Linked DNA regions of Mus musculus: region 1 is linked to region 2. A link is a loop called in an ENCODE intact Hi-C map of the cell type or tissue named here. Cell type or tissue: gastrocnemius. All regions are shown on one strand. Each heading gives the region's core, and the rest is flanking DNA. Links, peaks and the distances in the headings are about the cores only.

Evidence for each region. A loop is a pair of places that touch in the nucleus more often than their neighbours do. Peaks named below come from ENCODE experiments on the same cell type or tissue, not always from the same donor. Only the 100,000 strongest peaks of a DNase experiment are listed, where the experiment ranks them.
Region 1: a loop joins it to region 2, with 4 times the contacts of the local background. A loop is called at or near these places in 20 of 42 quality-filtered maps.

Annotation. Positions count from the first base shown.
Region 1 is chr2:101,694,981-101,700,808 of GRCm38, forward strand. Traf6 (TNF receptor-associated factor 6) reads left to right here. Exons shown (of 7, transcript NM_001303273.1): 7 at 1,683-5,828. The coding sequence ends at 2,519. Among named protein-coding and RNA genes, the nearest start is that of Traf6, 19 kb to the left of the region's middle. In gastrocnemius, for the core only: no CTCF peak of the experiment used is centred there; no DNase peak of the experiment used is centred there.
Region 2 is chr2:101,824,690-101,833,305 of GRCm38, forward strand. It overlaps a transcript of Prr5l not described here. Among named protein-coding and RNA genes, the nearest start is that of Prr5l, 31 kb to the left of the region's middle. In gastrocnemius, for the core only: a CTCF peak has its summit at 3,600 (motif pointing left); no DNase peak of the experiment used is centred there; H3K27ac peaks cover 537 bases.

The DNA.
Region 1 (5,828 bases), core at 1-4,000, 130 kb before region 2:
CGATAGTTTAAAATAAAAATAAAATTTTACCAAAAAAAAAAAATCCAAGAAGACAAGGGAAAGGGCTGGAGAGATGGCTTAGCAGTTATGAGCACTGACTGCTCTTCCAGAGGTCCACATGGTGGCTCACAACCATATGTATCAAGATCTGATTGCTCGCTTCTGGTGTGTATAAAGACAGTGACAGTGTACTCATATAAATAAAACAAACAAATAAATCTTTTTTAAAAAAGACAAGGGAGAATGAATATGGTGATTTATTAAAGTATTTTTTGTTGTTGTTGCTGTTCTGCAGTTTTCTTTTTGTTTTGGTTTGGTTTTTAGTTTGTTTTTTTTTTGTTTGTTTTTTTTGGTTTTTTTTTCTTTCTTTTTTTTTTTTTTTTGTTATTCAGTCCAACAATAACATGGAAGAGTGAAGTAGAATAAGGAAAGGGAATATCTGAGTTTCACTAACAGCCCCCAAAATAAGGGCAGCATGAAAGTGAGGGGAGAGAGATGTAGGAGCCCAGACATATTAACAGGGAAGTGTAATAGGAACTAAGTAGATAAAGATAGGCAGAGAAAAGGCGAGACATCCAGAATGACTGGAGCCTTAGTCACTGGCTCAGAGGGAAAGACTTCAATAAAAGCAGGGAACACAGGTGGACGCTGACAAAGAAAGAGACGGTGTTTCAGTGGAATTGAGTCTCCTCAGTGCTGGCACATTCGAGTGGGGATGGCCCACGTGTGGCTTAGAACACTGCTTCAGGAGAGTCAGAGAGGGCAAAGTGGTATTTACAGGGTGGGCGTTATAGGAAAGAGAAGCAAACAGTATTCAGAACAAGTGATGCAATGAACGGGAAGCCCCACCCCTGTCCCCAGGGTAGCTTCAAAAGAGGGTCACCCTGTGAAGTGTCCGAAAGCTCCATGTGTGTTGGTCTCTTTCTCTCTGGGGTTGCAATTACATGTTTGCTTCTCCACTCTCCTTTTAATACATACCTCACAGTTTAAAAACTAAAATAGAATGGTAACTCATATTTAAATGTTACAAGGAAATTCTGTATTGTGTACATAGGGGGAAAACGTGACGTGTATCAAAATATTAGTAAAGACAGAGAGTAGGTAGCCTGTTTTCTTTTTACTCACCTGTATTTTCTGTTTCTGTAATATAATTATGATTATCTAGAGCATTTGGGACTTGGTGATCTTAGAATACTGTGGCTATGGCAGTTAGCAAGAAATCAGCACAATAAGTGCAAGCTGAAGACTTAACAGGCAGGCTTGGGTGGTTCAAACGAAAGTGAAGAAAATGATATTGGCTAAGGGAAGCATGACCCGTAGAGGTTTGCCTTGTTTGTGTAATGCAAAGATTCTATCCACTGTAATCTGAGGAGGGAAACATTAGAGGAAGAAGGAGCTTGCCGAAAAGAGACCTGGGTGTTTGTTGTCTGAGTCAGCAAAGAAAGAGGGGTGTAGATGCTGCTTTGACAGGCAGGAGGAAGTCATCAGAGTGACAGCTCAAAGTGTTCATCAGTTGGCACAATGAAATAAGAGGAGTATTTCATTGGATCAGGAGACAACAGAGAAGTGGGAACGATTTGAGGGAAATTGTGGTGCTCCTTTTCCGACCTCTTGCTGACTGGCCTGGTCCTTTTCCTCGTCCTCGGTGACATCCCTAGCTTACGGCTTGTGCTTCATTTCAGATGCAGAGGAATCACTTGGCACGACACTTGCAAGAGAATACCCAGTTGCACATGAGACTGTTGGCCCAGGCTGTTCATAATGTTAACCTTGCTTTGCGTCCGTGCGATGCCGCCTCTCCATCCCGGGGATGTCGTCCAGAGGACCCAAATTATGAGGAAACTATCAAACAGTTGGAGAGTCGCCTAGTAAGACAGGACCATCAGATCCGGGAGCTGACTGCCAAAATGGAAACTCAGAGTATGTACGTGGGCGAGCTCAAACGGACCATTCGGACCCTGGAGGACAAGGTTGCCGAAATGGAAGCACAGCAGTGTAACGGGATCTACATTTGGAAGATTGGCAACTTTGGGATGCACTTGAAATCCCAAGAAGAGGAAAGACCTGTTGTCATCCATAGCCCTGGATTCTACACAGGCAGACCTGGGTACAAGCTGTGCATGCGCCTGCATCTTCAGTTACCGACAGCTCAGCGCTGTGCAAACTATATATCCCTTTTTGTCCACACAATGCAAGGAGAATATGACAGCCACCTCCCCTGGCCCTTCCAGGGTACAATACGCCTTACAATTCTCGACCAGTCTGAAGCACTTATAAGGCAAAACCACGAAGAGGTCATGGACGCCAAACCAGAACTGCTTGCCTTTCAGCGACCCACAATCCCACGGAACCCCAAAGGTTTTGGCTATGTAACATTTATGCACCTGGAAGCCTTAAGACAGGGAACCTTCATTAAGGATGATACATTACTAGTGCGCTGTGAAGTCTCTACCCGCTTTGACATGGGTGGCCTTCGGAAGGAGGGTTTCCAGCCACGAAGTACTGATGCGGGGGTGTAGCGTCCATGTACTTGTGTTCAAAAACTAGGAACCATATGGGAAAACCGTGCCTTCCATGCCTGGCCCCAGTAAACAATGTTCAAACAAGCAGTGGGAGAGGTGTAAGGCCTAGCAGCAGATGTCATCAGTGAGGTCACGAGCCACTTCTTACTGTTAACAAATACCTGAGGCAGTTCCCATGGGAACCTACATGTCCCCTGTATCTTCAAAACGTCAACATTTGAAGGGCCTGTGGCTCATCTGTCTGTCAGGGTACCCCTTCACTGTGCTTCCATGGGCTATTTTGTCCGTGTACTTTACTGTAAAAAAGGCCAGACTTAGCGTGCTGCAGCTCAATCGTTTAATAAGACCGGTGCCTTAAAAACTTGAGGGGTTTTTAGGACACTGATTACTATATTAAACATGAAAATCACCACTGCCTGTGCTGGTGCCAGTAGAGAAGTTACCGCTCTGGTGTTGAGTTCTCATTTAGTTGACTCCTGTGAATTTCAGAGGCTTTGAACCATGATCCCTGGAAGGCTTAAGTTCTCAAGTACTCCCTCCTCTATAGTTCACTAAGGATCCAGGGACTGGTTTAACCCTTACTTAGTGTGAATGTATTGTCCACTGAACACCAAGCATCCCCCACTACTTTCCTGTTTTGAAATATGCTCCAGGCGGCCTCTTCCCAGTCTGTAAGACCGCGGTCATGTGCTTGCCAACTGCTGAGTGTTACTGCCATGGAACCTTTCTTGTCTGTCCCGTGCAGCTTGGTTTCCACAGCCGGTTGCATATCTTCTGTTGCTTGCAAACACAAAATCACCAGCCCAAACGAGTGATTTAGCTCACTAGCCATTAAATGGCATCTCGTGGATGATGACAGCAACTCTTACAGCCAGGAAACTTCAGCCCCTCTTAACTAGCTTTTGATTTAGCTTATAAGGTTAATTGAAATAAAATTGATTTTTCTCAAGGGGTTGGAGAATTGGCTCAGTGGTTAAGAGCCTTGGCTGCTCTTCCAGAGGATCCCCAGTCTGTAACTCCAGTTCCAGGGCATCTGACACCCTCATACAGACACTCATGCAGGCAAAACACCAGTGCACATAAAATTAAACAAACAAATAAATAAATAAATTGATTTCCTCAAAACAGAATTTATTGGAACTTGGGAAATTGTAGGTACCTGAGAGATGCCTAAACCAAGGTTGGCTATCACGGTTGTGTGGACACTCAGCTTGAGTGGTGGCTTTGTCCAGCTCAGTAGAGGTTCTGATCTGTGACCCTAATGTGGAGAGGTGACTGTCGTGCTGCTGTGTATTTGTTAATGTCCTGTACATATACAGTACTTTGGAGTCTAGTTCTCAGGGAGCCCTACGACTAGTTAGAGCCTTTGTAAGGAAGCAGAGGGGATCCTCTCCTGCTGTTTACACAAGATCAGCTATGTGTTCTGGTGGTAAGAAAGGCATCCGTGCCTTCAGCTGAATCAGAGACCCGAGCAGTGCTCTGACCTGCCCTGTTCCCAGAGAACGCTCAGAGCCTCCACCAAGGAGTCTGTTTCTCAGCTGTAGCCAGCCAGGGCCACTTTGACCTCTTCATTTTCCCCTGCTTCCATCCTTCCCCTATAAAGGTGAGGGGAAGACCTTGTCCCCTACCATTATCACAAGCTCATCACAGGTCTCTTCTGTTGGATCCAGGAAATGTGTGTCCCTTAGCTGTGCCTCCAGCAGCCCTGAGCTGCTTGTAGCAACTTCTGCCTAAGGAGCACTGCATGGTCTTATACTGTAGTTGTTTCCCAGTGGAGTAATAAATGTGGGCTTGTTTGTTGTTTCTTTAAAGCAAGCAGTAGCTGTGTCTATATTTATTTAGAAATTGCCTGAAGAAGATTACTCAACTATTTGAAGACTTATTTTCTATATGCCTTTCTTAATTTTTTTATGTTATATGTCACCACAAAAATATGAACTCCCCAACCCCCTCTCCGTTTTTTGAAAAAGGAAATGACATTTAAGAACTTCCTCATCAGATTTCTCTTTTTAAAATATCTGTATTAGGAAGAGCAGTCGTTTCCTGCCGTGGTTTTGACTTTTTTTAAAAAAAACTCTAACATCTTTTAAAGTTTTTTTGCATAAGTTAAACTGTTCCCAGCTTTAAATTGTCCTCCCTATAGGGCAAGTTGGACTAGGTGTTTCTAGTATCCGCATTGAGAAGCCCAGTGCTGAGCCACAATACTCACTAAAAGGCTTTCCCCGTAGAGGTGTGACTGCCCCTAACTGCTAACACGGATGGTTCACTGCAGTGTAATGTCCATCCGCTAGAATACACCTCAGGTAGTTTTAGAACTTGCAGCATTTGGTGTTTGTAATAAGCCAACCAGTTACTTTATGTTACTCAATTGCCACGAATGCAGAGTAAAACTAATCAAGCTGACATTCAAGGTCAACACTTAGTAAGGTCAACTCAGGATCAAGTCTTAGCCTAGAAAGCCGCTTTCTTTACTTCACCACTTTCTGAACATTCTCTTTGTACCAATGGGCCTATAAGAATCCGTATAGTCCAGAGTGCATTGGCCATCTTTCCTTACCAATCTAGAACACTGCTGAATTTAAAGTTGTTTCTTCTTAGAAAAATGCCTACCTTACTATTGAAGATTTTTCCCCAAGTCATATATTTCCCTCTTAGAAATCAGGCCAGACGGCAGTTCTAGTTTGGAAGTTGGTTACAGTCCTTTGGCTGTTACCATCTCTAGCCATTCTGCTTTCTTCTGGAGAATGAAGAGGAGAAAAGTGCATTAAAGTACAAAAGGTGTCCTCTCACCCTCGGAAGATCAACTGACAGGTGTTGGATGATCTCCAACAAGTAAATTTTGTGACCAGTATAAAGTTGAATTTGTACCAATATCAAACAAAGTCTGACCAATGTAAATTATGTGCACAATTAGAATATCTTCTCCTTAAGGAGAGGTTGCTTGTTTCTGCTTTACCTGGAGTTTCCTTCTTTCGCATGTGACTGGAAAACGTTTTAACTTTAACTATCGAGGTGATTCTTACTTAAGACTTTGAAGTGCTTTTCTCTCTTTTTCTGTCGTTAACACACATCTTTTCTTGACTTGACTCAAATTCTCGCCATTGTTACAGTTTTTTATGGGGTGTTTGGTGATTAGTTTGCTGGCTGCCTTGAGGGAGTGAACAGGGCACGGTCAAGCGTCGTTTGATTGTCTGTTGAAATACTCTTTAAATGTCGGCATTCTCAGGGTAACTGTCATTTGTTTCAAAGTTGATGTGATTGTCTGGGAAATGGATGGATGCTTCCCAATTCCCAGAATCCAGAAAA
Region 2 (8,616 bases), core at 2,016-6,015:
TCACTTTGGTTATAGCCAAACCCACAGGGCAAAGCGTTGTGAGAGACCTGCCCAACACAGGTTAAGTGGAAAGGGGGAAAAAGAAATGTAATGGCTCTAACCCCAGTAAGAGCCATGCCAACCAGGGCCAACGTTGACAAGACATTTATTTATCGTGGCAGGTACCATGGGAAGAACCGACTCATATGATTCTCACAGCGACCTAAGAGATGCTTATTCTTATTTGTATGCTTTTGAGTTTAGGATCCAACCTTGCTCCTCCAGGACACTAAGTAGGACCTCTACCACTGGGCTACCTCTCCAGCCAATGTTATCATCATCACCACCACCATCAACATCGTCACGATCACCATCATCGCCATTCTCTTCCTCTTCCTCTTCCTCCTCCTCTTCCTCACCATAATATGATGAAAGGAGAATGGAATGAATAGAGGGAGTCATAAACTTTCTTCAGCGTTTCAAATTTAGTCTTATGTACCACAAAGCAAAGACTCTGAGCCGTGGTGGGACTTTTTCCTCCTCAATCCCTGGCCCTGCAGAGAACGGCTTTCTATAATATTTTAGGAAAGGGGTATATGCATGACCTCACCCTTCCTGTCATGGCTTGGTGGCTCCTTAATAAGACAGATGGATGGCAGGACTTGAGATGTATCCTGAAGCTGGAATGTGCCTGCTTTCTGCTCTATAGCACCGGGGTTAGGAGAGCAGCCGTCCTCACTTCTCCAGGCTAAGCAAGGATCACTCCTCCTGTCCAGACATCCCTTCACCTTCAGAGTCTCTGTCTTAGGAAATCATCTCGGCTGTCCATGTTTGCCTCACACTCCAGGAAGCTCGAATAAGAGACCTAGGTGTGGTTTGATAGGAGGTAATCAATCAGTGGGGATGTCCCTCACCGGTGATCTGAAAGTCACTCACGCTTGTCTTACTGTATTGCTGTGTGATAAAGTGCCATGACCCAAAGCCACTTATAGAAGAAAGGGTTTGTTTTGACTTACAGTTCTAGGGGGATGAGGATCACCATGGGGGAGGAGGAGTGTGGAAACATAATACCAAGCAACAGACAAGGTGCTGGGAGTGTTCTACCATAAGCACAAAGTAGAGAGCCACCTGGGAGCAGGGACACAGCCAGTCCCCAGGGGCATACTTCCTCTGACTGAAACCTCCCCAGTGCCAGCATCTGAGGAGAAGGTTTCCAATACTAAAGCCTATGGGGCACATTTCTCATTTAAGTCACCACAATTACCATCTTTTGAAACTGGGTCAGGATTGTCGCAGTGGCTAGGCTCTCTGGAGTTTGTGGTGAACAAAACCTCCTTAAACCCATTCCACACTTTCCCATCCCACCGGCAAAGGAATTTCTCTACAGCTGGCAACCCCAAATGCTCAATTACATCATTTTAGGAATTCAAAGAAGAGTTTACAAAAGCACTGTATAGGTCCCATTTCCCATCAAAGAGCGCAGGGATTCAAAAAGAGAATAATCATCCCTGTCCCCCACTCCCAGCCCCATTTCCCCACAAAGTAGTTGGCATGAACAACTTGAACCCTTCCCTAAACACAGAGACAAGACACACAGGTCTTTTGAAGCCTTTCCTAAATACATAGACAATACACACAGGTCTTTCAAAGCTGTGCCAAGTGCAAGCAAACCATACACAGACTGTGGGCTGAATCTGACCTACTAACTGCTTTTATCAATAAAGCTTTATTGGACCACAGCCACATCTATTTTCCTGTATACTGGCAATAGCTGCCTTTCTACTAGAGACGAGCATTGTGACATGGGCCATGTGTCATACAAAGCCTAAAATAGTTATGAGTCAGCCATTTGCAGAAAGTGCTTGTCTCTTCCTGACCTGAGCCTTCCTTGCTCTCCCAACTCAGGTTTTCATCTAAGAAAACACCATGACGGACAGCCTTTTAGTCACTAAGTATAGGCCTGATTTTCTTCTTTTGTCTCTATCCCTTCCCTTCATCCCCTTCTTCTCCCTTTCTCTTTCTTTCTTTATTATTTTTGTTCAAGAGATAGTGTTGCTGTGCATGTAAACCAGGTGGGTGCTAAACTCTGGTATCCTCCTGCCTTAGCCATCCGAGTGCTGTAATTACAGGAATGTATTGCTCTGTTTAGCTTAGCTCTCATCTTCTTTTTAAAAACTAACTACTTCCCCAGCCCTCACCCTCAGGTGGGAAACAGTAACTGTGGCCAAGCCCGATGACCCCCAGGGACTCACAGGGTGGCTTGAGAGAACCAACCCCTGCAAGATGTCCTCTAACCTTTACACACACACACACACACACACACACACACACACACACACACATAAATGAATAAATGGAATACTAGTAGAATGATGTTGAAGCCATCCACCTATCATTTCACAACACAAGAGAATATTCCTAATTCTCTGGTTTCAGCACCAGTGACCACCAGTGTTTTCTGGCTTCGGCCCTTGCAAACAATTCAGTGATAAGCATTCATCTAGAGAAACAGGATATGTAAGGGAATCCAAGGGGCTCTCAAGAGAGATATAGCCTCACCGAACACATGAAACTCCCACCATAAACTTCTTGAAGCAGCAGTCTGAGTCAACCCTGGTTGGAAGGCTGTGAGGAATTAGACTTTGAGGAAACAAAGTATGCCTCTGAGTAATGCCTGTGTTCTCATAGTCACGTGATGCTTCCTGGACATCTCCTGTGGGTTGAGCTTTTGTTGGGCATGCCTTGTTAGGTGATCCATTCATGTCTTCTAAGAAACCATCCAAACACTCCCAAGTGCCAACCATATCCAGGCATACTACCACTAGCAGGGTAAGAGATCTCTTGGAACAGAGCAGAAAGAGTTAGGAAAGGAATTTTCACAGAAACTTATTCCTGTGGGTCAGAGTCCAAAGCCATAGCTCACCCCCACTGGAGGAAATACATCTGCGTTTCCCTAGGAATGCTGGTTAAACCCAGCTGCGCACAGAAGGCTACCAGTGGCTTACCATCTCCAGGTTATCAATCAGGCTTGGTGCCCACACTGCCCCTCCTTAGCAAGCTTCCCTGGGCTCTTGTGGGAAGACACAGTGCATTCTCTGTGATTCATTAACACTTCCCTCCTCCTGCTGCTGACCTTGTGTCTGTCATTCCAAAGGTCTTCCGTGGGCTGGCAGTCACGTGCTCCCCTCTTCCTCCTGTCATCCTGTTTGGGAAGATAAACTCATTTCTGAGCTATCAGCCCACCTCTTACTGGGCAAAGATCAACAGCACGGGCCCCACCAGCCCTCCTTCCCGCTGCTCTTCTCCCCATGACCTGATTTTCTAGCCTCCTGTGCAAGCCCACAGGGAAAGACCCTTTTATCTCCAGTACTTTGCCATCTGGAAACAAACATTCCAGAACATTCCTGAAAGCTAAAGATCTTTGCAAACTGGGTTTTCCTTTCTGGCCACTGCCAGTTGACCATGTTATTGCTAAATTTTAACAACGTAGATTTGATAAAACAAAAACCAAAAAACCCAACCAACCAACCAAACAAACAAAAACCAAAAAAACCCTACAAAGAGGGTTTAACAGGAAAGGAGACTCTCTTTTGGTATGTGTGCTGCCCCCTACTGGATAGAAATAAGTAAATCTGCTGGTCTGTCTGCTCTTGGTCAAAATGTTCATTGTTTTAATTTAGGTTGACTTTAAATATCAGTCTTGGAAAGTAACACTCATCTTTGTTATTTATAAAGGCAGAGCATACTACGGTCTATTTTAGGCCTCCCCACATCCATTAAATTGATCTTGACCTTTGATCCAGTAATTTCCTTTCCAGAAATCTGCCCTGATGAAATAAGAAAAGTAAACAAGAGAGTACTCTCAGAGTTGGCTGTACGGTTATTATTCACAGTAGCCAAGAATCAGAAGGAAGTTAAATGTCCAACAATCGATGGTTCAGGATAGCCGTAGGCAGGCTAGCAGGTCCTTAAAAGCAATGCTACTGATGCTGAAGACATTCCTATCAGTGATAAGTCGGCAAGACCTACCACACAACTGTATGATCTCATCTAAATAAGCATATGAATACGTTTGGAAGGGATGTGGCAAAGCCTCCTGTGGTTTCTTAGAATGATAACATTAAGCTCTTTTATACACTCATATATTTTCAAATTTTCCTGCCAACAGGAAACTTGTTTTGGCATGGCAGGAGAACAAGGCTTTAGAGTCAAACAGCATTCTCCATCTTCATTCTGTGTACCAGGACAACTAACTCCAGCTGTGCAGACAGACCTGGTCTGTCAGCATTAAGTGACAATCATAATAGGACCCATGTCTCTGTCAGAACCATACACATCACCCAGGAGAACTGCTCTTGGGCTCTTTTTGATAAGCAGTGGATGTCACTCTCAAACTGGATAGAGTAGGCAAGCTGTTCCCCCACGACCTAAAACCAAGTCTCCATCCACTCTTCTGTGACATGCAGATTAGCAGAAATTATGTGGTTTCTACAAGTTGTCTTGCACGCTTTGGGAAGTCCTTGCTCTCTGCTTTTTCAGCTGCTAAACCAGCCGCTTTGCATCTTTTGCTCTCCATATTGAAACCACATTTCAGAGGCAGGTTCGTGGGTACTACTTAAAGCAGTGAAGAAATTATCCAAATAGCCACCAAAAGGGCTGAGAGTTCTTATACATATTTCACACTGGGTGGACTCAACAACAGCAGGACATTTTGGCAAGTATCTGATCTTGACTACCATTTATGGAGCATGATGGAGACCACTCTAACATTCATTAACATGCTATGGGTCTCACCAGTGAAAACTGATTAGCAAAGCATTCAATGTCTCTCAAAGGTGAAGGTATCTGAAGCATTTAAAATGACCTATTTGCAATGAGATTTTCCAGATAGAATGCTGGCTGAAGGCTGGTTAGCTTGGGAGCGCCCCATGGGGTCCAACTTCAAATAATAAAACCTACATAAATATCTTACAGTATGTGCTTGTGTCCTTCAGGGAGATTACAGACCTGTAAAGCAAGAAAGACAGCCCCAGCAAACACCACGGTATGAGGTCTGAGCAAAAAGTCTAAATATTTTTTGAATTTTACACTTCTGGTCTATACTCCCTTAAGGATTTTGAGCTATAGTTTTCTGCCTCCTTTACATTGCTTCCTTCTCTCTCTTTCTTCTTTTGTCCTGTCCTTTGTCTTTTCCTTCCCTCTTTCTTCCTTTCTTTTTTTCCCCCTTTTCTCTTCTTTCCTGTTGAAACAACTGGGAATGGTGTTCTGACATAATTTGATTAATTCTGAGCCCAATTATTCAGCTGGCCATTGACTGCCCAGCCAGGAAGGCTCGTGTGGGGTCTTTTTCTTTCCATACATTAGCCCTTCACTTAACTTTGTGAGTCTTGATTGCGAGCTTCAAAAAACTTTTAGTGGCTGAGATGGCTCAGTGGGGCAAGGTGCACGCCACAAAGTCTGACAACCTGAGTTGGATCCCTAGAACCCACGGGGAAGAAGAGGAGAAGCAACTCCTACCGGCTGTTAATTCATTCTCTAAGCATGATGAATGTGCCACCCCCCCCCCCCACACACACACCATAAGAATATAAATGTAAAAAGGGGGGCCTCCTCTTTCACAAAACAATGCCCTGTATTGAAACCACGGTGTTCTTGTTTTCAACTCAGTAATGCGCTTCCTGGAATCCACTCATCTGTTCTGAAGGAGTTTTCATCACTGTGGGGCATGCAGTGCCTGGCTGGTATCTAAAAGCACCTGCCAGCATTTACACAGAGATGATGGGGGGAGGGGGTGAAGTTGCAGAGTTACCCGATCCTGGAGGAAGAGTTCTATGAATTGTATTTTCTATTCCATACTGAAGTGTGGCCTTGTTTAACAGGTGAATGGGAGAGTGGGTCTTCACAATCAGAGCCCTCGTAGGAAAAACTGGGTGCTGCCCCAGAGGCTCGCAGGCTGGAGGAAGCACTCCACTTCACTGTCCCCTCCAGATCTGCTCCTTGGGAATTCCACACAGAGGCCCGCTTTGGTAATCTGAGAGTTCTCCGTTTATGGAGGTTTTTATCAGGGAAATCAAAACAGGAAGTATTTGACTCAGATGACAGCATTCAGAAATCACCATTCTTCTCATTCTGCAGAGAAACATAGATCCAGGCAGGGAGCTGGGGACTGCCAGTGTGAGGTAGCACTGTACCCTTTAACCGTGCCCAAGGCTAGATCTAGTTTATTGTTGATGTTGTTGTTGTTGTTACTGTTACTATTTTAGGTTTTTGGTTTTTCTCTTGTCTTGTTTTTGAGACAAGTTTTCTCTGTGTATCCCTGACTATCTTGGAACTTGCTCTATAGACCAGGCTGGCCTCACATTCAGAGATCCACCTGCCTCTACCTCCTGAGCACTGGAATTAAAGGCGTGCACCACCCTGCCAGGCTTCATTGGAGATTTTTTAAAAAGCTGTTTCCTCAAATTGGACCCTGGGTTTCTCCAGCAATCATGTGCTATAATGCCATCCCTCCCGCTTCCCATGGGGGCAGGACTTACCCTTTCACTGTTCCCACTCCTTCTTGGTTCTGCCCCCATCTGCATTTTCAGACAGAAGTAACTAACTTACTTGCACAGGAGAATAGCAATGGCGGCAAGAGCGGGATCGGTGCTTATGGCGAATGCTCTGTGAATGGGAGTGGCCGAGGATTCACAGGGAGACTTTTTCATAGTCATTCGGCCAGATTCTGACTCCGGAGCTTGGGGAGGTTTTAATGACCTTTCATTCTGACCACATGTCCCCGTTGGGTCCAGAAGTCCCAGCTTCGGCCCATTTAAGTCACCTCGAGCCCTGTGGTAGGGTCTTAAAACCACCTTAACCACTCACTCACTGTCACATGCACGGCTCTAGAAACCGGAAAGTGGAAATGCTCAATGAGCATCTTCAATTATTGGCTTGCGGGTACCACGCCACACACCTGCAGCCGCCATAACTCTTTCTGCCTCTGAACCACTGAGGTTTCCCTGTACGACTCTCCCCTGAGCACCAGAGTATAAAAATGGCTCAGTATCCCGAGGCTATTGAGCAAAATAACCCGAACAAATTAATTTCTCTTGGTAGGACAGGTTCCATTTGTCAAACTATGAACTGGGTAGCCCGGGTGGGGGGCGCTCAGGTAGCCTGGTGACCAGTGTGGATGTGCTATATATAAAGATGTTGAGTATCTTGGTTCATGTTAGTGGCCCAGCCCACCGCTTCAAATGATTTGAGTCCTCAGTCCAAGCTTTGCACGTGTTTACAGGCTGATGTTTTAAGTAAAAGTCAGACGCAGTCCAAACAGAATTAAGTTCTCTGTTTTCTGAGAGATAAGCCTGTTTGCTCACCAGAGCCAGTTCTGAGGTCCCCAAAGGCACTGCCAAGCCTCACTTGGTCCTCTTGCTCTTCCGCTCTCAGTTCAAGTTCAACTTTGTTCAGAGCAAGAAAAAAAAAAAAACAAAAAAAAAAAACAATTTTTTTCCCTACTGTCATGCTGTTTGCCACAGAAAGGAGCTGTGCTGGTTGGAGTTTTCAATGTGTGGGCCTTAGGTGGCAGAACGCATCAGGACAGGTCTCCTATTTGTTCTTTGTCCTTTCAAAGCAGGGGCACACACATTAAGGCCTGCAAAGAGAGGTGTTTATATAAGACTTTAAAGCAGACTCAGAAGCCAGAATGCTAGCTATTGAGACCCAGCACCAGCTATTAATGTGGTCCTCAATTTCCAGAGGAGAATAACAGTGCCTCTTCCACTGTGACACACAGCATTAAACACAAGTACACTCTGTACCATTATTGTCATTTGAGGCAAGCGAGTAAGGGAAACTAACGTGGCTGCCAGTGTTCCGGTCATGGGAGATAAGAAACTGTGTTGACCCACATGGAACAGGTTGTACTTGAACTTGGCATGGGCAGGCAGACTCACGATTCCCAGCTCCCCTCGTGTGTTTCCAGAGCAGCCCCAAATTCAGATTCTGCAGCAGGTTTCAGCCTGTAAATACCGACAATAAACTGAAACACATCACCACGCCACGCCTTGGACTAAGCCCAGCATCTGAATGGGGTGTGCAGCCCGATGCTGTGTCTTCAGCCTTGGCTTAGTTACTCCATCCTGCCACCCAGGAGTGTTGGATAGGAATGAGCTCTGCGACCCCCAGATAAACAAAGCCGCCTAATGAATTTTCCTTCCTTCCTCCCTTCCTCCCTTCCTCCCTTCCTCCCTCCCTCCCTCCTTCCCTCCCTCCCTTCCTTTCTTCCTTTCCTTTTTTTATTTCAAGTTTCTCAAAGCAGGGTTTCTCTCTGTAGCCCTTCGTGTCCAAGAAGTTGCTCTTAACCAAGCTGGCCTCAAACTCAGAGATCCGGATTCTTTGGCCTCCCCAGTGCTGGAATTAAAGATACACCACCTCCCCTGGTGAAGTTCATTTCAGTTATGGCTAAGGTAGGGTTTTATTATTAAAAGGGAGTTGAGGACAGAAGTTGATGGCTGAGCTGCTAACGAGGCTAACAGTGGCTAGCAGTGGCCAGGGTCGAGGACATCCCATCCCAAGACAGCTTCATGTTGGGGTGGGGCGGCAGGCATACTCCATATGATTGATAGCAGCAGATCGTTGAACTATGAGACCACT